Regions from separate parts of the Homo sapiens genome. Here all the other regions are linked to region 1. A link is a loop called in an ENCODE intact Hi-C map of the cell type or tissue named here. Cell type or tissue: PC-3. All regions are shown on one strand. Region 1 has its middle 37 kb from the start of NDUFB4. Region 2 overlaps LOC107986121 (a long non-coding RNA gene). Region 3 overlaps FSTL1 (follistatin like 1).

Region 1 (8,000 bases):
GATTATCACTGAGTGTTCCCTTTCTGTAGTCCCTGACTGAAGTCACAGTCATTAATGATGGTAGAAATCCAGGGAGATGAAGCAAGATTACACTGAGGCTTGGTGCCAAGTGTCTACAAGTGTCAGAGACCCCACCCAGGCCTTGGACTTGGCCTTATGGGTACATTCTCCAGGACCGCCCCCACCTCACCCTGCCAGAAAGTGCTCCTCCCCTGGAACCCGCCCCCACCCAGATGACCTTCGCAGCCTTCCTCAGGTGCTCCTGGCTGCTCTCTGCTCCTGCACCACCTCTCTCTGTCAACTTAAACCCATAGTAGCCCCTCCCACTAACTCTCCTCTACTCCCCCAGCTAAGACAGCAGGTCTGCCTTTTTAAACTCAGATCAGGCTACTGGGTGTGAGGTCCATGAGGCCATGGCCTTGTGTCTTTTGGTGCTTGTGAGCTTATCTTGGGCCTGGAAAATCATGCTGAGGAGGAAGATATTCCTGCTGCTGCCACCATGGAAAACAGTGCTGTGTTCCAGGAGCTGGGGAATAGTGTGGCAAGCAGATGACCCTTGTACAGCAGAACATTGATGACCTTCTGGAAGAGACCCAGAGATAAGGAGGGAACAGCTTGTGCGGAAAAGGGAGTCCTAGAAGCCAGTCCAAATATTGCAGATGGAATTCTTGTGAGTGAGGGCTTTCTACAAAACCGTTTGCCAAGACAGCTCACATGTTTGCAAGGCAAACATCTAGGCACAAGCTTACAAAATGAAACAGGCAGCTCAATGGCAGGCCCTGGCATGTTGTCGGTGGGAGGCGGACAAGTGAGGACCATGGGCCTTTCACCTGTCCATTTCTCTCTAGCTGCTATGGGGGGCCTCTAATGCTGTATGAGTTCTTTGACTTTCCAATCTATTTAATAGAAGAGAACCTGGGAAGTTAGCTCATCCAAGTCATGCCTCTGTCTCTACACTGGATGTTACCTGCAGCATGTGATAACAAGACAGTTCTGTTCTTTCAATAAATGCCTCTAGAGGAAAGTGCCCACCTATTCTCTGTGACCCATTCTAGGGTTTAATCGCTGTGAAATCTTGAACAATAGGCCTCACATTGACCTTAAGATGCCCCCTCGGTAGTTTACTTTTATTCCATTTCCTATTGATTACAGGTGGGGAATAGCCACTGACCAAGGTTTTCACTTGAAAGGATGCTTTTAAATACTTGACCATAACAGGCCCCCTTAACCTACACTTATTTAGACCTAATAACTTTAGAAACATTTTATACACTTATTTACTTGATAATCTTTTCCAACTATTCTATAATCTCTGCTAGTGACCACAGCTGCTCTCCCCCCGACAGAGCTCCCCTCTCCTTTCTAGGCACCCCATCTCTTCCCTACCTAAGAAATTTTTCCATCTTCAATGCACCAACATTTGAGCAGCTGTATAAGCACAAAATACTTAATTTGGGAACAGTGTCTGTGGGAAGGAATGCTTTGTTAGTTTCCAAAGTAATGCAAAGCTTAATTTTAGAAAGTAATTTAACTTTTTTTTTTTTTTTTTTTTTGGTTCTGGAAGTCACAGAGATTATGGATTGCACTGCAGAGGCAGCCTGCCTCCTGATGATGCTAGCACTTTGTAGCACTGGGTTTTTCTGCAGCAGTTTCATTTTTGTTCTCATTCAGAGACACAGTGGGTCAGTTCAATAAAAACATTTACTCCCTGAGGTCAGGGCCTATGTCTTGTACAGCCTGTCTGTATGGCCAGGGCCTGACAAGGACAAGTAAGTGGGAAGTATTCTTAAATGTTGAATAGCATTGCATTGCCTATCTGCCTCCCACTCCCTACCTTGGTCTTAAACTTGGTCCAATCAGGTTCTGGAACTAGGAAAGAACAGCTATCAAGTATTGGGCAGGACAGGGACAGGCGGGATCGGATCATACCACTGCTACATTCCATGGCTCCAGGAGAAAGTTATGGTGACAAGATTGAAGAGTATCATGTCCTACCAGATCTGATATCAGTCTCTTCCTCTCAGGGACACACAGGACTAGGAGCTGAAACATAATAGGAATTGGGATAGGAATCTGAACCAATAGAGCCAGATAGATTTGGAGACAGGGACCATGAAATGCAGAAATTAGGGGGGTACATCACCACCACCATAGTAGCAATATTTAGGGCTGGAACTGAGATAGGCTCTTGATAAGTAGCACTGCCCCAGAGCCCTCTGTGGGCTCCAGGTGAAGCACCTTCTATCATTTGCTGGGGTGCCTTTTGACTGTCATGGCATGCTCTAGTGCCTTAACACCACGATTGGTGACATTCCCAATTCCCCAGAAATAAAATTTAAACTCTATTTTCCAAGGGTACACACACACACACACACACACACACACACACACAGTCTCTCTCACTCTCTCTTCCAACTGTGTTATAAGCAAAAGTCAGTTTGAGAGGAAGACAGTGATGAAGTCCCCAAGAGAAAATCACTGTGAGTAAAGATACTGTGGCAGAGTGGACCAGACTCAACCAGAGCACCTGAATCTTGGAGGACAAGAGGTTCCAGGCAGAGCGTGAGGCTGTCTCTGTAGTTCTCACCTGAAGTCCCTCAACCCCAAATCCTAAGAGTTCCAGTATGTTCTGGAAACGAGGGGGGTGGTCTCAATTAGAAAACAAAAATCAAAACGAAACAAAAACATGTAAACAGAGGTACGGTCATTCTGGAGTTGGTATCTTCTCTAAAAGACCTGGAAGACCCGTCCTGCTGGCCAGGGAGGAGCTGACCATTGGAGGTCAGGGGTTTGGGGGAGGTGGGCAAGAGCGGCGGCAGCCAAGGGGAAGAGGCAGCTGTAGGGTGGCACGGCAGCCCACTCCGAGAACAGAGACGGGGAAAAGGAAAGACATGACTGCACAGCCAAATGTGGCAGAGTTAGCCACTTTTGCAGTATGTTTTAAATTTTATTCAAAGTGTTATATTCTGCCAGATCTTGAAATATTTCAGAGCTCAGCCTGTGGGTGGGTTCAGCTCCATATATTTTTCATTAACATCTACTAGTAGGCCTAGGATAGTACAGAGAGAAAAGAAAGAACCACGCCAGAAACACAGATAACGAAAAAAAACCAGGCTGACAAAAAGATACATAGGGAAAGATACAGGGAGATGCTGAGAAAAGCCGTTTTCTAGGTGCGGAGGAACACAGAGTTCTAGGAAGCAATTTAGTCAAGAGATTCAGGAAAGCCTATTAAGACGGTGTCCTGCGAGACGCTAGTTGCTACCCCAGGTTAGAGATCAGGCGGTCCTGGATTAAGCCTCCCCGAACTGAAAACCGAACAGAAACCGCAAAGCTGCATTGTTTTGTTTGTCCCTTGGTTGGGCTCCGGGCAACCAGCGCGCTGGGGTTCTGACACACTGCCTGAGCGCCCCCTGCTGGCCACTGTGCAGAACTTCACCGTCTGGGCCCAAGGTGAAATCGAATTACGTAATTTCTCGAGCTTTGCACACCCCATTTTTACATTTTTATTTATTTTTTATTTATTTTTGTATTTTCCCAAGCTCCTGGCTTCACTGAAGCCTACTGTCTAATGCCAGCGCTTGAATGCTCTGACTGCCAAGGTCCTAAGGCCCAGTGAGGGCAGTCCTGAGAGACCCAGCCTAATGAGAGTGCACGCAGGGGCTTGGCTGAACATTTATGAAACACGTGCCACATACAAAGTGCTGCGGAAAGGCCCAAAGGGATTTCATTTGGCTTTTCGTCTTCTTGCCTCAAAAGGGAGGCTAGAATTAAACTGCCCTTCTGGGGCCGGGGTGAGAGCCCTTCCCCGCCCAGTTCTGACCTTCGGAGCAGCCTTCCAAAATAAATCCCCAGAAGAGCCTCTCAGGGCACCAGCTGGCGCGCCTCCCTCTTTCCTTTCGTTATCTCTCTCCCTATTCATCTTCTCTTTCTTCTCTGCTTGGAGAGGAGAAATTGCAATGTGCAAAGCCCCTGGGGCGAGAGGGAGAGAAATACAAGTCTCCCCAAATGCCAAGCCTATGTTACTGCTAAGAATAGCCTTTATCTCTGGGAGGAAGCGCAGGAGACCTGGTTCCTGTTTCTCTCTCCCTCTCCCTCCCTCCTTTCTCCCTCTCTTCTCCCTCCCCCTCACACCAGATGAAGGTTGATTATAAAGAGGGCAGTGAGCCTGTCTTTCCTAAAGTGACTGAGACTTGAGTCACAAAGGCTAGAGAGGGGATGTGGGAGGAGAGAATGAGAGTCCAGAGGCAGGGTGGGAGGGAAGGGAGAAGGCAAGAGCAGCATGGGGGAAACAGGAAGAACAGGACACGGGAGTCTGCAGCCAACTGATTGACAGGGGTGGTGGGACCCTCAAGGAGCGTCCCTGAGGTCAGCAGTGGGGGCAACTGGGGCTTTAGGCACGCCCCCCCCCCCCCCCATTCTGGCAGGACACAGGCATCACCTTGAGGGATGGGGACAGGTTTCCAGACCTCTGGCTAGTATATGGGCTCACAGTAAGCAACTCTCATCTCCTCAGAGATTAGAAACCCAAATTATGTCTCTAAAAATCAGGTTCTTTCAGGCTGGGAGTGGTGGCTCACTCCTGTAATCCCAGCACTGTGGGAGGCCGAGGCGGGCAGATGGCTTAAGTTCAGGAGTTCGAGACCAGCCTGGGCAAAATGCAAAAACCCCATCTCCACAAAAAAAAAAAAAAAAAAAAAAAAAAGCAAAAATTAGACAGGCATGGCGACTTGCGTCTGTGGTCCCAGCTACTCAGAAAGCTGAGGTGGGAGGATTGCTTGAGCCTGGATGGCGGAGGTTGCAGTGAGCTGAGATCGTGCCACCGCACTCCAGCCTGGGCAACAGAGTGAGACCTTAAAGGTCAGAGGCACAGGGTGAGAACATCAGAAAGGATTCTCTTTCCTTTGTAATGAAGAATTAAACAGATGTTACAGTTAACTGCCTTGCAGGAGTGACCCTCAGGGAAATGGGGTCACATGCTTTAGTATCTTCATTACCTGCTGGGCCCCCGCCCATTGTTTCTTTCTTTTGTCCACCTTCCCTCCCAGCTTGCCCTCTTTCCTCTTTTCACGAGTGCAGCTTTTTGCCCACACCGTCAGTGATGTTCCCCAGCTCTGGGCTCTGGCTTCCTCCCCTACTCACCTTTCCTGTTGCTCCTGGATCTGCTTTTCCGGTCAGAGTGCTTTTGTGGAAGGAAGGGGAAGAGGATGTTGGCATATCTGCTTGGGGATCCAAATGTCTGATGCCTTGCAGATTTCTAACAGGACTAAGAGATATCTCATAGAGTTTGAGGAGAGTCAGGCTCTAGGTCTTTCTTGACTCAACATCAATCTGCAAAGCACTGCTGAAAAATTACTAGACATCTGACAGCCCGTAAGTTGTATTATCTCCTATCTTGAATAGCCCTTGTCCACTTCTACCATAGAAAAGTATTTTAGTGACTCATGAGTCAATAGGAGCAGAGGGGCCTTGGCAGGCACTGCATAAATACATATTATGGTTATTTATCACGAATGAAGATGGCTCATAAATAACTGAAACGGGCCCAGTTCTGCTTCTGTTGAATAAAAGGAAAAAAACCCACAAACATCAAAGGATAAAAAATAAAAAGGGAACGCTCTGCAGAAGATGACATTACTTTGTGTTCTATAGCTGAATAAATTGTAGCAATTGCTAAAATGCTCCTGGAGAATGATTTTAGAAGAGACCTGCTCAGCGGCCCCGAGTTGTGGGTCTGGGCTGCTTGTGACCAGCAGAGGGCAGACTTCAGTTATAAACGGAAGACTGTAGAACAGATAGTGGGGAAATGTAATTGATGGTTCAAGGTTGTAAACTGCTTATTCCATGGTGTAAATACTCACTTTGGGCCTATGCATACCCCCAGAGATCATAGTCCAAGATTCTTGATAGGTTACAAGTGACTAGATTTCAAGGAACCAGCTCTTTGTAATACATATTTATTTGTTTGTAAGGTTAAAATCTGGGCAGAAAGGGCTGGTTTTGCACAAACCTCCCTCTGGGTGCCACAAACTGCTATTTAATGTGCAGTCACCGAAGTGACTTGTCGCTGTCCTGGGCCTGACACAGCTACTCACAGCCGCATATAGTTTGGAGTAGGAGTGTTCGAGCTTTGTATCTGACTTGGAAAAGCAGGTGCTGTGTCATGCACTTGGTGAAAAAGCCCCTACTGTTGGTCATTCCTCTTTGTTTAATGAATATAGAGAAATCTGCTCCCGAGGAAACAGAGAGATAGGAATGAAGATTACTGGAAATGTTTCGTTAAGATATGGGTCAGCATAGCAACTTGACTCCTAGGTATATATCCAAGATAATTGAAAACACATGTCCACACAAAAACCTGTACACAAATATTCCTACCATTATTAACCATAGCCAAAAAGTGGAAACAACCCAAGTGTCCATTAACTGATGAATGGCTAAACAACATGTGGTTCATCCATATAATGGAATATTATTCAGTCTTAAAAATGAATGAAGTATTGATACATTACAACATAGATAAACCTTGAAAACTTCATGCTAATTGAAAGATGCCAGTCACTGAAGAGCCATATTGTATTACTCTAATTACATGAAATGTCTAGAATAGGCAAATTCATAAAAAGCAAATAAAAAATAAAATAGGCAAATAAAAAACCAGATTAGTGATTGATTGGGGCTGGGGAAGGGAGAGATGGGACTGACTACCAATGAGCATGTTATTTCTTTTGGGGATGATGAAAATGTTCTGAAATTCGATAGTGGTGATGGTTGCACATCTCTGTGACCATAATGAAAGCCACTGAATTCTACACTTTTAAAAGGTAAATTTTAAGTATGTGAATTATATCTCAATAAAACTGTTATTAAGAAAAGATTTGGGGCTGGGCACAGTGGACCATGCCTGTCATCCCAGCTTTGGGAGATCGAGGTGGGAGGATCACTTGAGCCCAGGAGTTCCAGAACATAGTGAGACCCCATCTCTATTGAAAAAAAAAGGCCGGGTGGGGTGGCTCACTCCTGTAATCCCAGCACTTTGGGAGGCCGAGGCGGGTGGATCACGAGGTCAGGAGATAGAGACCATCCTGGCTAACATGGTGAAACCCCGTCTCTACTAAAAAATACAAAAAATTAGCCGGGCGTGGTGGCGGGCGCCTGTAATCCCAGCTACTCGGGAGGCTGAGGCAGGAGAATGGCGTGAACCCAGGAGGCAGAGCTTGCAGTGAGCCGAGATCGTGCCACTGCACTCCAGCCTGGGTGACAGAGCAAGACTCTGTCTCAAAAAACAAAAAAAAAAAAAAAAAAAAAAAGATTTGGACCAAAACAGGCATTAACAGACACTACAGAAGGAAACTCAGAGCAGGAAACAAGGTGAATATAAAGAGAACATTTGACTTCTGGGACAGCCAGCCCTACCCCCTCCCAAAAAAACACTTTGGATGAGAACAGAGTAGGTTTAGTTCAGGTTAAAGACAGAGGCAGCCAAATTCAGTGTAGGAAGCAAAGAGAATTATCTACAAAGCTGTACTGACCTTGCATCTTCTCCAGCTGACCCACCTGTAAAGAGTTTACACCTCTCTGATCATGCTGGCCTTGGTAATATGGGTGCTGGTTCACTCAAGGCAAGAAGACCACATTTGAGCTGATGTCATGGTGACAGAAGGTGCACAGGGAAATAAGGGAGAATCACACTCTTCAAACCACAGTAACAAGAAAGGCTTCCCAAGCTCTCAGGAGGTGGCAAGGAAGGTGATAATAGTTAAGTCACCAGCTCAGCTACCAGGGAACTTCACGGTTACACTTGAGTTCCAAGTATATTACCAGTGACACCCAAGAGGCCAGAAGAAGCCTGTGCTCTGTTCCTTCTGTAGTAGCCACCACAGCACCTTGCGTAGGTTGGGCCTATGAGAGCCCTTAGTAAATACTTGGAAAAGGTGGAGAAATTAAGAAATAGATGAGCACACAACTCCAAAGGGCAGGGGAAGTACCCTGAATGACCG
Region 2 (8,000 bases), 51 kb before region 1:
CTTGCTCCACCCTTCTCCACTCTACACAATGCCCTTGAAGGCTGAAGGCTGACTACATGGTCTGCATCAACCAGCTTTCTTGCCCTCTGCCTCCAGCTGGGTTTGGCCAGTGGGAGGGGCTGGCAGGAGCTGGGAAGGTGGCAGAAGGATGAGGTTTGGGCATTTAGTTTCCTCCTGGCTGGGTTGCAGGTTGTTTCTCTCCTGACAGCCCCTATTTGGTGGCCCCCTCCTACAGCTGCCCCTCCTCTCTCCTGCCCTTCAGGCCCGGTGGTTCCCACTAGGAAACCCTGGGACACTTACCCCATCCCTTGGGTTTTCCCTTACCCTTCACTACACCTGGTAAATAGTTTATTTTAAATTCTCTCAATAATCCCATTTGCATGTACTATCAGTTCCCTGCCAGAATGCTGGAGTATATTCACCTTCACTGTGACAAATGCTCAGATCTTATTTTCTCCTGTCCTCAATTAAAGTACTGGAATATATTTCCTTTTGTTTTCTTCTCAAACGCAGATCACTGATTAATTGAATTAGAAGAAGATAATATTTTAAAATATGATAGTAGGAGAAATCATTTTAAAGTTTTGGAATTTATTTTATATATCTCTAGCCAAGTTATTTTCAGTCCTGGGCATGCGATATAAAAAGCTCTAAAAAAGCATGAATTTGGGACTCTATTTCAGTCCAGGAGAGACTATGGCATATACATCTTTCATTTTTTTTTTTTTTTTCTTGAGACAGAGTCTCACTCTGACACTCAGGCTGGAGTGCAGTGGCATGACCTTGGCTCACTGCAACCTCCGCCTCCTGGGTTCAAGCAATTCTCCTGCCTCAGCCTCCTGAGTAGCTGGGATTACAGGTGCATGCCACAACACCCGGTTAATTTTTGTATTTTTAGTACAGACGGGATTTTGCCATGTGGGCCAGCTGGTCTCGAATTCCTGTCCTCAAGTGATCTGCCCACCTTGGCCTCCCAAAGTGCTGGTATTACAGATGTGAGCTACCATGCCCAGCTCAATATATCTTAAAAGAAAAAGAAAAAGTTCTCCTGCTGGTTCTCAAGCAAACCACAGATATATGGTAAGGAAAAAGTGTTACAGTAGGTAGCTAGTCAGACATGAGCAGAGCAGGAGAGGGTTTCTCCTTGTTCCCCCCCCCCCCACTACACCCCCCCTTCCACCACACACACACACCAGGAATGTCAGGTGACAGGTGAGGGTCAGGCAGTTGTCAACTGTCTCTCTAAAATAATAATTGGTCACAGACAGTGCCAGGGAAAGGCAGTCCCCCTATAGATAGAAAAAACCTGAAACTGGTGACCAGCAGCTTCCCAATAAGATTTCAGGAGCTGGGTGAGTGAGCTCGAGCATGAGCATTAAGAAGCAAAATGGTGGAGTTTAACTGGTATATGACCTTCCTCTAGAAATGCAAGATTGGTAAGGAAAGAATGCCCCAAGTGAGCATGCATACAACTTCAGTAAACACATGGCGCATGTCCCCATCCCAGGTGCTAGCAGGCCATTGCGCATGTGGACAGCCCATCCCAAGGGAAGAATCGGGGAAAAGGGATAAAAGACCCCAGAAGTATGTCAACTTATAAAACCCCAAAGTCAAATTACCCACTTGTCTTGCAAGTCACCCACTTGGCTCTCTTCAAGTGTATTTCTCTTCCTTTTGTTTCTGCTCTAAAACTTTTAATATAGTTTTACTCCTGCTCTAAAACTTGCCTCAGTCTCTCCTTCTGCCTTATGTCCCTCAGTTGAATTCTTTCTTCTGAGGAGGCAAGAATTGAGGTTGCTGCAGACTCATACAGATTCGCCCCAGTAACTTGGATACTGGCCACTGGTAACATATTTTGGTGCCGTGGGACTTGGATAACTTCTGCCACTAACATACTTTGATGCTGCATGACTCAGATATGTTCCCTAGTGGTAAGAGACCCCTCTACCACACCTTCTTTGGCTGGAGGCATTCAATCCTTGTACATGGTCTTCTCCTTTTCTCTCTCCTGCTTGCTAACCAACCCCCAGAATAAGTCCTTCAGCCATAAGTGACTCTGCTCCTCTTGGCTGATTTCTCAGTTCACTCTGATGGATGGCTTCCAGGGGTGGGAAGGACTGTGGCATCTGCACCGAGTAGATCTGAGGCATGAATGGCCCTCCTGGACAGGAGGTTCACCAGAATGGTAGGGCTGAAGCCTAAAACTGTGCAATGTCTGGGGTTTCCTCTGCTTTTTCAACTAAAATTGGCTCTTTCCCAAGAACCTGCACTGCCTATTCTCTTGTTTTCTCTGTGTGTATGTTCTGAAAAGGACTTGTGCACCCTCTGGACCATCTGCCACAGGGGCAAGTCTGTCTCTTTGCTCTTACTTTGCATGCCACGTGACCTCTTAAACACACACTCCCGCAGCTCTTATGCATTTGAGAGGCAGCAAAGACATGGGCTTCCTTGTGGATATCTCCTGAGATTTATACTTGTTCTTGTTCTTACCTTACCAGCTTGGATGACTTTCAACCCTTTCAACCCTGTCTGCTGACACATTGCCGGGACAAACACTAATTGGAACTCCGGCTCTGCCAGCTCCTTATGACTTACTATATGCTTTTCCTTCCTGTTACACCCCAGGGCTGGGTTTCCTGGTGGCTTTTGCAAATAGGTGGGATGCTTAAAGGGCAGGGTAAGGCCCCATGCAGGCAGACAAACTGCTTCAAAAGCCACCCCTCTTCCTTTGCCCCATTCGTGGGCAAAGGAAGAATTTGCCCTCCTCTGCCAGTTATTAGCCCAAGCCCCAAGTCCTCCGGAGGTTACTACTTTACGTCAACAGGGCAAATAAACGTTGTCCTCTTGAATCCAAGGGCTGCTATTTTTGCAAGCATATGAAGGCTTTCCATGAGTATTCCTCTCACTTCCTCCCACTTCTTCCCGTAGACTTCATTTCTCTAATTACTTCCACATTCTTCTCAACATGAATTAGGACCTTCGGGGTCATATTCAAAAGGAGTGGGGAGGGAAGTCTAGCCCCCTTGTGGCAGTTAGCTGAAAAACAGGCTTTTGTCTGCTTAACATGGGAAATGGGAATCTGAGAAAAAAGGTCATCATTTTTATTGCTAGAATGCTCCAAGCAAGAGTCACTATAAAGTCATGGAGATAAGGGTATAGGCCAGCCCAAGGCTACAGGTGCAAGAGACAAAAGTACCCACAGGACAGAGATGAAGGGTGCTCCCAGGCTAACAGATTATCATTAGAACAGAGATGAAAGGTTAGGGATATGCAGTAAGATCAGTTATTCTGGAACCTCAAGGATGAACAGGCGATCCACTGTTCACTCCAGTATCTCCTCTGTTCTCAAGTGGGTAATTGTGATGAGATGGGACCAAGAGTACACAGTAAGGCTGGTTAATTCCGGAACCCAAAGGACAATGGGGGATGCTCCATTCAGGATAATAGGAATGTAGAGGGAATGCCTTCTTTTTTCTTTTTCCTTTTTTTCTCTCCTGTTCTCTCTTTGCAGATGGGTAATCACATTCCCATACCACAGGACATGCCCCTGGGATGCATCCCCCAAAACTAGGAAAAGTTTGATTCTACCAAATGTTAAAACAAAACAAAAAAAAACCAGTTTTCCTTTGTAATACTGTTTGGCTTAAAAATAAACTGGGAGGAAATTACAAAAGTCAGCCTTGGAACCCAGTTCCCCTGTGCAGGAGGTCCTCAGATTAGCCTCCTCAGTCTTTTATAAGTGAGAGTAGAATAAGGAGGACAGGGCTAAGAAAAAGGAGACATGTAGGACAAGAAGCAGGCTCAACTATTGGCTGCTTTACGAGTTCTCCAACCCCCTCTAGGTTGCCCTAAGAACACTCATACAGGACAAAGCCAAGGTCACCTATGGAGGCGGCAAGTAAAATTATAAATTTCCCTTTTGCTTTCAAGAGCTGCCTACTGTGTGCTAATCTCCTTCTCTAAGCAACTCCCCTCCAAATCCTGTTGGGTAATGGGGCCAATGGCACCCCCTCCAAGAGATTCACATCCCTTTGGGCAAAAATATACTTTTCAAATGGGTGCCTGCTTAATACTTACCTGAAATCTGAATTTGTTTTTCTCTCTAATAGCTATATTTCTCCTGGGAAACCTACCTAAATCTTTAACCAGCAACTTCAACCTGGATGGTCTTACCTCAGGAGTTTAGAAATAGCTCACCATTATTTGGGCAAGTCCTAGCAAAAATATAACTGAGCAATTTCTTGAGGGGGAGATAACTTCTATAGTATGTAAATAACCTCATTTGCTTCCCCGTCACAGAACTTGCACAGCAACTTTCAGTACAAATCTTAACTTTCTAACAGAAGGAATATGACTTTTGTCTAATTCAAAGGTTGTAAAGAGGTACTTTTCATAAGGAAGATGATAAAGAAAAGAGATTTCATATGAGAAAGGATCTTGCATGGTAAATTATTGTCCTAAAGTAAAATGACTGGTTCTTTAAAAAGAGGGATATTTAGGACAAGTCAGAAAGTCCAAGCCTGTCATAGATGATCTGTGTAAATTGTGAAAAATTTGTGAAAGGGAATTTATGAAAGAAATGTTCTGCAATTTTAAAGGTTTTTAGACCTACTAAATAAATGCTTTATAGACTGCCACTTTGACTTTTAACTGTACAACTTGACTATTTTAAAGCTAGGCATGGCCTGGGGACTTACAGAGTTAGCCATTCCCCCAGGTATGCTGGAAAGAGACCTTATATGCACTTCTGTCTAGTGAATCGCTTACTTATCAGGTTTTTCGCAAAAGTAAAAGTTGTGAACAGTTAGCCATGTAACATGTTCTTGAGACTACTGGAAAAGCAGTCTTACATGTAAGGTACGCAAGGAAAGTAGAATGTGCTTTTGTTAAAAGATTGTAAGAAGGTATGGGAATGTAAGTTTTGCCTAGTTTGGAGGGTTAAAGGATTGTTTTATGTTAGATAGGATAAAGCTGAAGGTTTGAGCAAGTTGTGGAAGGTTTGTGAAAAATTAATCCTATAAAAGAAATTCTATGTGTGAAAATTACCCAAAATTAAAGGACTTTTATTCAGTTTATTCATAAACACTGGAATTAAAGCACAACATAGTTTTATTAAAGTATTAATCTGCTTTTGATTAAAGTGTTATCAGTACATGTTCCAAAATTATGTGAAACTCCTATAATTCTAATGTAACATAGTATACATTATTAGGAATAATTATAATTATGTTTAATTGTTTTGTGCCTCAGGGGTAATAAATTTCTTTGTCAATTGTGTCTTTGATTGTGGCTACCCTAAGACTTTTTGTCATTAACAGATAATTGTTGTCTTGTTTTAACCCTCTTTAAAAGGTGGTTTTATAATCAGCTATAGAACTCTAACAGGTGCTCCTAAATACAGGCTTCTGATAACTTTGAAGATTGAGACATTAGAATAGAGAAAAAACTTTCAGGACTCTTATTGGAGAGCTAAAATGTTCATGAATATCAAGCAGAACAAAAGTTAACTGCATGGACTAAACTAATAGAAGATTGAAATAATCCTTTTATGACTTTTTGCTTAAAATGTTGCTAATCCTTTGTTTTCCAAAACCAAGAAAACTTTTCTTTTGAGCTATTTACAGCTTTTAATAATTGAGTACTCCTGTAAACAAAATTCGAGCATATTTGTTTCTCTCTACCTGCTTTCTTCAAAATTTGGAAACTACTTGTGAGTATTCTTAACTTATGGCAGTATAGTTATTTGCATAAGTACAATAAGAATCTGTTGTCTTTTGCAACAGAACACAACTGGAGAAGCTGGTTATTTTACGAAGGCTTTGACTGGAATGATATGCATTCCTTTAAGGAATCAAATTTGACTTATATAGCCAATAAAAGCCCCTTGTGAAAACTGGCTTCATACCTTGTCTACACAGTCCCTGTACAGGGTTCCCAACCTGTGGTCTGTAAAGAATGCCACTTTCTAACAGGCTCAGGAGCCCCAGGTTATCTTGGGACCTCAAGGGAGAGGAATTTACCAACTCATTCAGGTATTTGATGGTATAAAACTGTGGCTGGGTTTAAGCCTTAAAAAAAGTCTTGTCTGAGATTCCTTATGGAATGAAGTTCCATCAAAGCCAATTTAAACAGGAGCCTATTAGGCAAATAATTATTCTTGCTGTGCTTTATGCAAATAATCAGGCCAAGTATAAGACAACTAAAGTTTATTTTGCAAACAAATCAGTTTTATCATGATTTTTTATAAAAATGAGGACTGGAAAGAGAAAAAGTGTGTTTCAAAAATTATGATACACCTGTTATTTTTCTATTAATAGATGCTAGTCTCATCAGTTATTTTTAAGTTTTTGCCTGCATTTTAGAGTAATCCTGCTTATTCCTGTGAACCAGCCAGTGATCTCTGGCTGCAGCTCAGAAGAAACAAAAGGGATGGGTAATGTAAAAATCTGGATCAGTATTCTAATTCTGAGCACATATTGGAATCTGCTATCAACCCCATGTACCCAAGTCTTAGTAGGCATGACTATAGCCACCAGTTACCTGGGTGTGTAGGCAGCCTCAGGGTTCTTTTTTGGGGCTGTCCTCACCCCATTATTTTGTTTTAACATTCCTCTAATTCTAATAACCTGATTTGTCTCCTCTAGCCTTTAGGCCATTGAGCTCCAGATGAACCTCAGTGAGGGATAGTGTCCTCTCAATATTCAAGAGTTACCCTTCTATGGGGGACCCCCTAGACTGCCCATCAGTGAGACACAACAGAGGCAAAATCCTGCCCCTCTCTCCCTTGGACCTGGCTGGATACCAGTTTCCCCAATCCATGGAAACAGCCTCCTGCTCTGACAACTAGCAAGAGGCCAAGACTCACAGAACCACCTACAACCCCCCAACCTCTGTCAGCAGGAAGCCATTACAGAAGGCTCACCTTCATCCATTTTCTCCAAATAACTGGGGTCTTGGACTCTTGAGGGGGGAAATGCTATAGTAGGTAGCTAGTAAGACATGAGCAGAGCGGGAGAGGGCTCCCCGCCAAACCCAACTAGGAAGCTCAGGCGACCATCAGATGAGGGTCAGGTGGTTGTTAACTGTATCTCTAAAATAATAATTGGTTGCAGCCAGTGCCAGGGAAAGGCAGTCTCCCTATAGATAGAAAAAACCTGAAACTGGTGATCAGTAGCTTCCCAATAAGATCTCAGGAGTTGGGTGAGTGAGCTCGAGCATGCCATGATGGAGTTTAACTGGTATATAACCTTCCTCTAGGAATGCTAGATTGGTAAGGGAAGAATGCCCCAAGTGAGCATGCGTACAATTCCAATAAACACATTGTGCATGTTCCTCTCCCAAGTGCTAGCAGGCCATTGCACATGTGGACAGCTCACCCCAAGAGAAGAATTAAGGGAGAAGGAACACAAAACCCCCAAAGTATGCCAGCATGTAAAAACCCCAATTCAAAGGTCAAACCATGCACCATGAAAAACAAGTGTGCACTTGTGTTGCAGATTGCCCACTTGGCCCTCTTCCAAGTGTGCTTTTTTCCTTTCATTTCTTTTGTAAAGCTTTTTTATTTTATTTTATTTTATTTTTGAGACAGAGTCTCACTCTGTCACCCAAGCTGGAGTGCAGTGGCATGATCTCAGCTCACCACAACCTCCGCCTGCTTGGTTCAAGCAATTCTCCTGTCTCTACCTCCCGAGTAGCTGGAATTACAGGCACGTGCCACCAAGCCCAGCTAATTTTTGTATTTTTAGTAGAGAAGGGTTTTCACGATGTTGGCCAAGCTGGTCTCGAACTCCTGACCTCAGGTGATCCACCTGCCTTGGCCTCCCAAAGTGCTGGGATTACAGGTGTGAGCCACCTCGCCTGGCCGTAAAGCTTTTAAATAAACTTTTACTCCTGCTCTAAGACTTGCCTCAGTCTCTCCTTCTGCCTTATGCCCCTCAGTTGAATTCTTTCTTCTCAGGAGGCAAGTATTGAGGTTGCTTCAGACCCATACAGATTCACTG
Region 3 (8,000 bases), 120 kb before region 1:
AATCAATAATATGGAGATATTTTAGACTTTTTTCATACTAAGTCTTTGGAATCTGGTATGTCTTTTACACTTACAGTACATCTAAATTGGACTAGCCACGTTTCAAGTGCTCAATAGCCACTGCAGCTAGTAGCTATCGGCATTGAACAGCACAGTTCTAAACAGTTATGGCTGGATGCGGTGGCTCACGCCTGTTATCCCAGCACTTTGGGAGGCCAAGGCGAGACGATTCCTTGAGGCCAGGAGTTTGAGACCAGCCTGGGCAATATAGCAAGATCCTGTCTCTTAAAAAAAAAAGAAAAAGAGAAAAAAGGAAATAAAAATAGTTCTGAGTTCTGACCTCACTGCATCGGAGGAGGAGGGTTTGAGGAGAAAGAGGACGACCTTCTTTAACTTGGAATACTTTTCAAGTGGTGTATAACTGAAGTCAATAGAGATTATCTGAACATACAGGCAAGGCAGCATGTCAGGCTGCATCTGGGACCAGGATACTGAGTAATGAGGACCTAGTCCTTCAAAAATAGGCAGGCGTCATGGGCACTTAGGCTGAATTCTGGCTGTTTTCAATGCCTGTGGACAAGTCATTTCACCCTTCTGGTCTCCTCTATAAGAAAGGTAAAATGTTTGGTACTTCCTCTCTGTAAGACTTTTTATGGCTCAGCTCAGAAACAATGACAAAAGGGCTAATTAAGCTGTACATATTTGGAGCCTTCTCTTAGCTAAATATGCTTTTTTGGGGGCATACAAATCCATGGACAAATTTGGCAATGAGATAGATATATCTTTTCAAAACCTTTTTAAAACATTTTCTTGGCTTGACTGCTACACTCTCTTACTGCCAGCTTTCAATATTACACACACACAAACACAGTTTCAGTGCCTTGAGATTAAAGTCAATGAAAACATGCACATTCTATTCTTCTTGAGACATTCCTGCCTTGCATTCTTTCCTTGAAGCAGTTGGGATGTCACAGCTGGGGGGAAGGAGCTGTAAAACCTACTTATGCTGGCCAATCAGGCCTTGGCTGACAGGAGGCCCACCAATGAGGGACTGCCAGGTATTCCGTTCCGCTGCAACAAATTCCCCCCTATTTTTTCAGAAATTAAAACCCTCCGAGACCCTCAAGCTGTACACAATGCACAAAGACCTCCTTTTTTGTTCATTCTGTTTTTCCCCAAGGACTGCATTAGAAACTCTACACAAAAATGTACTAGCTTAGTTGCTATGGATAGATTATCATTTGTGGTAAAAACACTTCCAAGTATCATGTAACAATATTGTTCTCACAGCTCTGGTATCCTTCATTTTAACTGTGTAAACACTGGAGAAATGCCACATATTTAACTGTTTGGGGTCACCCTGAGGAACTCCCAACTCCACTGAAAAATGAAGTAGTATGCTATGGTAAGTCCGGGAACTCTGACTTAAGGAGTTAAGGCCACAGGTAAGTGGAGGTGGTTGGCCCCCAGGGACTTCACTCAATGCTGTCCACTGTGTTAGCGGTGGAACGTTCCCCAGAATGAGACTTCGCCTCTGAGATCTTAATGTGCAAATCCAGTGACACTGAATGCCTTTTGCTTTGTTTTATCCATACTGGAAACATCACAGTTGCCATTCAAATGAAACCAGAGAGAAAGAGTAACAGCAGGAAGGATCCAAAAAAGTAAAGGCTTCAGCAAAAGGTGAGGTCCAAAGACAAAGGTGACTAGTGACTATGGGCAAAGAATTACCAACAACAGAATTTAATGCTTTATTTCATATTCTTTGGGACATTAGCTTCCTCTGGGAATGGTGCCAAGTTATATTAAAATTGCTGATCATGGAAGGAAACAATAAAAATATTTACTATTCAGCTAGCCTCTGCTTAACTTCCAACTTCACCTGGGACTGAGAGACTTAGAATCCAGGTGTCTGATTAAGCAAGCCCAGCACTACTATCATGTCCAAGATTAAGCAAACTGTTGACGGGCAAGTGCTGTCAACCATCTTCCCAGATGCACAACATTCTTGCAAAATACGGCACAGAGATGACTATCATTAAGATACAAAGATTGTAGGCACCTCTTCGTATTACATATGAGACATTTGGCCTTATTAATCCATTTAGCTAGTGGATTAATTCAAAAAATATTTACTAAGCATCTACTATACACTAAGCACAACTGGTTCTAGGTATTAGAGATCCATTGCAGAATGAGAGAGACAAAGCCCTATTCTAAAGGAGTACATGCTCTAGAGGGAGGAAGGTGAATAAACAAACAAAAATAACAAGTTCATTTCAGCCTGTGATCAGTAAGTTTAGAGGAAAATAGAGTATGTATGACAGAACTCTGGGAGAGAGGGCACCACTTAGATTGAGTGGTCAGGGAATGCTTTCTTGAGCTGGGACCTGAAGGATGAGAGCAATTCAGACGAAAGTAGAAAAGTGCAAAGGTTCTGAAGCAGGGTGGAATTTGTTACATTCCTGGAACAGAGAAAAGGCCAGTGTAGCCATAGCACTGGGTCCAAAAGCCAGAGCAGCAAGAGGTAAGCTGGGAAAAGCTGGCAAGGGGTAGAGCATGTAGGGTTTTAAAGGTACTGATAAGTCTGTATTTTATTCTTAATGCAATGGATGTCACTGGGGGGTTTTGCTCAGGGAGTGGCATGATCAGATATGTGTTTTACAAAGATTACTCAGGCTGTCCTGTACAGAAAGAGCCAGGTCGCAGGAGAGAGAAAGCGGAGAGCAGCTAGGTGCTATTGCAATAGTCCAGGCACAATGATGGCAGCTTGGCTAGGGTGGTGGCGGTGGGGACAGAGGACAGTCAATGGAGAGGTGATACATTCTGACAGTACAGAAGGCAGGACTTGCTGATAGACTGGGTATGAACAGAGAAAGTGAAAAATAAAAGAGAAAATTCCTGGGTACATAAGTTGATATCCAAAAGCCCAGCCAGTTCTGGGTAGGTGTGCACATGGCCATGCTGATGGTCCATTCTAGAGTCACTACCAAGAGGATCTTCTCTGAGACAGGCTCTGGGTCCAGACAAGTCCCTTGCCTTCCTGAGGAAACTTAGTTTATGAGGTGAGTTCAGCAAGGCCACTAAGACCTGGGGTCACATATAAATAGATCCTGTTCATGGGAAGTCTGTCCATGGAACACTAGCCTTGAAATATTTATGGCCTTTTTTGAAATGGTGTTCTGTGGTAAAATGTTTGGGAAACATTACTTATTATACTTCCTTCTAGAGTCATAAACGCACACGAACTTTGTAAAACTCTGGAACATCCTCTAACTAAAAAACCATTTAACCCAGCACATATATGGACTTCACTCACTACACACTTTGGGTCTAGGCTCTTCATGTCTCTCCCTATGGTGTTATTACCGTTCCTTGGAATTCAAGCCATAACAACAAGGAGAACAATAGCAACTACTATTTATTGAGTACTTACCTTGTGGGAGGCACCTTTGTAGACATCATCTCCCTTGCCACACACTATGTACAGGTGCCATTTTAATTTACAGCTTTAATTATCATTTGTGAGTTGTGCTTACAGAGCATACATTTACTTACAAAAAACAGCCAGGCACGGTGGCTCATGCCTATAATCCCAGCACATTGGGAGGTTGAGTCAGGGAGCTCACATGAGGTCAGGAGTTCAAGACCAGCCTGGCCAACATGGTGAAACCCCATCTCTACCAAAAATACAAAAATTAGCCGGGCGTGGTTGCAGGCACCTGTAATCCCAGCTACTTGGGAGGCTGAGGCACGAGAATTGCTTTAATCCAGGAGGCAGAGGTTGCAGTGAGCCGAGATCCTGCCACTACACTCCAGTCTGGGCGACAGAGCGAGACTCTGTCTCAAAACAAAAACAAACAAACAAAAAACAGTGATATATCTTTTCTGATCATATACATCTGCAGTGTTCACTCACAGTATTTTCTCATGAAGCACTTAACAGAAATTCTTCACTCAATTGCCTCATCTGCATTTGCTTAACCCACTAAAATTAACAGAGTTTCCCACGTGCATCACCACCTCCCTTCTTCCAGTCTTCCTCATCACTATTTTCCTCCTCCTTATTTGTTCTACCCACTTCTAGGACAAGAACCATTTGGGGACAGTTCATTACATGCTTTGAACACTCTTAGGCTTACAATTCCTAACTTTTGTCTCTTTCTCAGAGACTGTCATGACTTTCTGAATATGGCTACTGTCACATCTGAGCCCACAGACTGGCAGTCTAGAGCCTCAGCTATCTATCTGAGCCCCAAATACATGCACACACTTCAGCCTAGGCAGAGAAAAGACTTTTTCCTGGAGTCAGAGTCAAACAACAAATCACTGGAGAATGAGGAAGTCTTTACATTCCAGGCCACTGTAACATGAGTAATTTCAGTCACTACACGACAATGCCATTTACACTGGGCAAAATAATTATAGCATTACCTGGAAAATAACCCAATCAACCAACGGAAACACAGCCACTGGGGAGGAACCCAGCTTGCTCTCTAATCCACACAGCAATTCCATGGAGCAACTTAAACAGGAAATGAAGAGACTTCTATTTGATCAAATGTGTATGGGGAATTTGGAGGAAAAACGCAATTACCTAAGCTGTAAAATGACCAACATAGTGGGGTAGTCATCCTCAAGCGCTGGTTGTTTTTACAGGATTTCATATCCCTATCACAGTTTATTTTTGTAAAAAAAAAAAAGTATCTAAAATAGGACACGTAATAAACAAAAACAACCCCAACATGGTTTCTTATTATCTAGCTTATATATGTTCCTTTGTAGAAAATGAAAAAACACAAAGACTCTTCTCCAATTGTATCTGTAAGAGGAAGCGGTTAACTTTGTAACTATCCTTTAAAACAACATGGTCCACAAGTAGCTTGGGGAGTTTTATTAAGAAATAAGTCTGCAGTGAGTACTGAAATTATTATACCCAACATTTAGCCAAGACTTGAATGTCTGGCCTCTACTCAAAACATTTCCCAGTCCCATTCTCCCTTCTAGTTTCATCTCCCAAGAAAGGAGATTGAGAAACCCAAAATGGACTCACACCTGAAGTGTGTTCCTACTGGGAACTGGGGTTTTCTTTGATCACTATCAAGCCCTTGGTGCCACACAGAAAATTACCCTTCTGTGGAACAGGAGGCAGACACCAATTAATGCATAAAGTGAATGTCTTTCTCCTTAAAATAAATAGCTAAACCAGAAAATCTGCATCTCTGCATGTGGCTGTCAGCAAGACCAAGGCCACATAGGATAAGAAAGGAAAGAAAATAGAAAATGTCAAGGAGGGAAAACTAGAGGAAGGGGAACAAAGCACAAACAGACACATTCCTGAAAGACTGCTGGGACTCTAGGGAGAAGCCAGGTGAATTTCCTGCTTCTGATATAGGACTCAGCCTGTCCCTGTAGCACCATAATTATAGCACATAGTGCAAAACCAGGGATGGTGGTGCCCTGGGAGAAGCGAAGCTGCGTGCTCCGAGTATTTGTGAATGACTGGCAAGCATACATCTGCCTCCATCCCAAAGCAAGTTTTGTGAGCTCGGCTGGGCCACCAAGAAGCCATGCTGGGCCCTCCTGGTAGGGACCCTGACAGTAAAGGGAACTCAGTATGTCTGAGTCTTTGCTCAGGGTGAGCATCTGTATTTCTGTTTCAATAGTGTTTAGCCTCTCTGATAGAAATTCCACTGTATCAATTTCACACTACAGTTTAGGTGAGCCAGGTATATGTGTGAAGGGGATCAGAAATTTCTCGGACCATCTTTGAGGTCCCGTCCATTTTCTTTTTCTCTGTCACAAATGTTATGCCACAAACTACAAACTTGGGCCCTCTCAATAGCTAAAAATACATGTAATTAGCCCAACCCTTACAGAAGCTAATAGGATATGTTGGCTGTGGGATTAGGGAGGGAAAACCTATGTCTTATTTTTGGAATATGGTAGGGAATGAGTGAATGAATGACATGCACTTATTAAATTCATTAACAGGCAAACTTCACACCATAAAAATAAGCACTGGTTTATGTGCCTAGGCTTAGAAAGAAATCAGGGCAGTATAACATAAGTCAAACACTAAACTAAATTAAAACAAAACAAATTCCACAGGAATTTTTGTGAGAAAAGTCTCACTATTAGAGCTATAGGGAGATGGCCATGTTCTCCTAGTGGTGAAATTTAAGTCAGTGTCTATTTGTGTGTGTGTGTGCATGTCTCCTTGTGTATTCTGTATGTACACAGACACATATCCATGCACACACACACACACACATATAGTCTACCCTGGGGCACAGCAAAATTTAATTCAATTCTAACCTGTACTGTACCCTTACTAGAAAAGCCACCTCCAATATTGAGCTGGCTGGCTCCCCAGTCAGGATCAATAGCACGATTTAGCACATTGGGATTTTCTAGTGAGATTCGGGAACTGGAGTACAGGCAAGGTACCAAGCATTTCAGCAGGACTAAAACATCTGCATTGGCCTCTGTTTCCTTACTGTGTTCACCCTAACAAGTCACTTGATTTAACCATTGGGTCAAAGCCAAAGACCAGTGCCCATGGGCTGTAGTAAGAGCCTGATCTGACCAGAGATCAGGGCCAGGGGAGCAGGGCAGGCAATTCATTAATACTTGTTCAGGAGCCCCTGGATCCTGATCATGGGCCAGGCAACATGATGAGAAAGTAATAAGAAGGATTCCAGAAAACAAAATTAGGGTCCACGCAATAGTTTCAGACAACTATTTCTGTAAGCCATTTGCAATACTGCATCATTATTTTTAAAAGAAAATGTGAACATTTACAGAAGCGAGAAAAAGTTTTGTTTGCTTTTGTTTTTCAAGTAAGTTCAATAAATCCCAAACTGCACACTCTGAATTAGGGGTTGTCTTCCCTTTTTCCCCCCAAAATTTCTTGATCGACTACAAGGAGACCCAGGATTCTTCATTTCTTCCCCAGTGTTGTTGAGCGGTTGGCTTCTGAAGTGGAAAATCAAGTGATTCCTTTCTGTAGAGTAAACAGCATTTGGGATTCCTGGGCATGAAGACTGTTCAGGTGCCACATGCCGTACTGTTTATATTCCACTCACTACATGGCGAGAGAAAGTAAAGGACACAAGATGCCTCCTGTTTTTATTCACTCTGTTTTCTCATTCTTGAGCCAGCCTATCTTTCAAACTGTTCTTCACTAGGCTGTAAATCACCATAAGAGTTAATCAAATATCCCAATTCCATTAAGTAGAATATTTTGACAGTCTAGCCTAGAATATCCGCCTCCTTTTATATGAATAGGACTTCAAAGCTGCATTTTAGAGCCCACCTACTCTAACCCCCATATTTGGCAGATGAGGAGTCAGGTGGCTGCTCATTACCTGGGGTGCCACTGTCTGTCCTGAGTTATTCATCCCAGCCCATCTCTGGCCAGTAAATGGAGGTTCGTTTGAAGCCAGCTCACACCAGGGATGTCTGTAAACTCAGCCACAGTTTCAGTCAGCACTGCTGCTATCTTCACTCTGAACCTTTCAAGGCAGCTGAATCCTGACAGTCTCATAAATTCACTCACCTGTTTCCTATGTGTGCGACTCGTTGCCAGTCCCCCGGGACAGTTTAAGCCTAACTAAGAAAACTGGGGAAACGAGTGAGGACAGACAACCAAAGTAAGAGCTACAGAACCATGCAGATTGTGCTAAAAAGGCACAGAGCCAAGCAGACAGTGTCTAGACTTTAACTGGCCTCTCCCAGCGGAGAGGCGTGCAGGGAGGAGGCGAGAGCAAGGCCGGAAAGCCTGCTCGGGTTTTGCTCAGCTAATGCAAACACATGACACAACCTCTGACAGGCTCCAGGCTGGGGGTTTACTCTAAGACATTTCTTCCCAGGGGCTGGAATTCAGCTGGAGGCTGAGGAAATTCTGCTAATCCAGCAATCAGAAGGAAGCTGGGAATACTTGTTTTAATTCCTGGGGAATCACAGTTCCCAAACTAGACTGACTTGTGCAACAGCCC

What was found. Hi-C counts contacts between places; a loop is a spot of excess contacts. Peaks named below come from ENCODE experiments on the same cell type or tissue, not always from the same donor. Only the 100,000 strongest peaks of a DNase experiment are listed, where the experiment ranks them.
Region 2: a loop joins it to region 1, with 9 times the contacts of the local background. A loop is called at or near these places in 23 of 110 quality-filtered maps.
Region 3: it touches region 1 in a loop (6-fold over the local background); 33 of 110 quality-filtered maps call a loop at or near these places.

What each region holds. Positions count from the first base shown.
Region 1 is chr3:120,555,664-120,563,663 of GRCh38, forward strand. No RefSeq gene overlaps it. Among named protein-coding and RNA genes, the nearest start is that of NDUFB4, 37 kb to the right of the region's middle. In PC-3, CTCF peaks have their summits at 3,403 (motif pointing left), 5,739 (motif pointing right) and 5,945; DNase peaks (open chromatin) are centred at 3,378, 4,178, 5,458, 5,748 and 1 weaker place; H3K4me3 peaks cover 3,236 bases; H3K27ac peaks cover 2,471 bases.
Region 2 is chr3:120,504,354-120,512,353 of GRCh38, forward strand. LOC107986121 (a long non-coding RNA gene) reads left to right here. Exons shown (of 3, transcript XR_001740868.2): 3 at 6,645-6,999. Among named protein-coding and RNA genes, the nearest start is that of FSTL1, 57 kb to the left of the region's middle. In PC-3, CTCF peaks have their summits at 3,015 (motif pointing left) and 3,216; DNase peaks (open chromatin) are centred at 2,558 and 3,018; H3K4me3 peaks cover 849 bases; H3K27ac peaks cover 1,327 bases.
Region 3 is chr3:120,431,372-120,439,371 of GRCh38, forward strand. All of the region lies in intron 2 of FSTL1 (follistatin like 1), which reads right to left. It overlaps LOC124900546 (a long non-coding RNA gene), which reads right to left. Exons shown (of 2, transcript XR_007096030.1): 1 at 1-8,000. Among named protein-coding and RNA genes, the nearest start is that of FSTL1, 16 kb to the right of the region's middle. In PC-3, no CTCF peak of the experiment used is centred here; DNase peaks (open chromatin) are centred at 4,420 and 7,800; H3K4me3 peaks cover 929 bases; H3K27ac peaks cover 3,709 bases.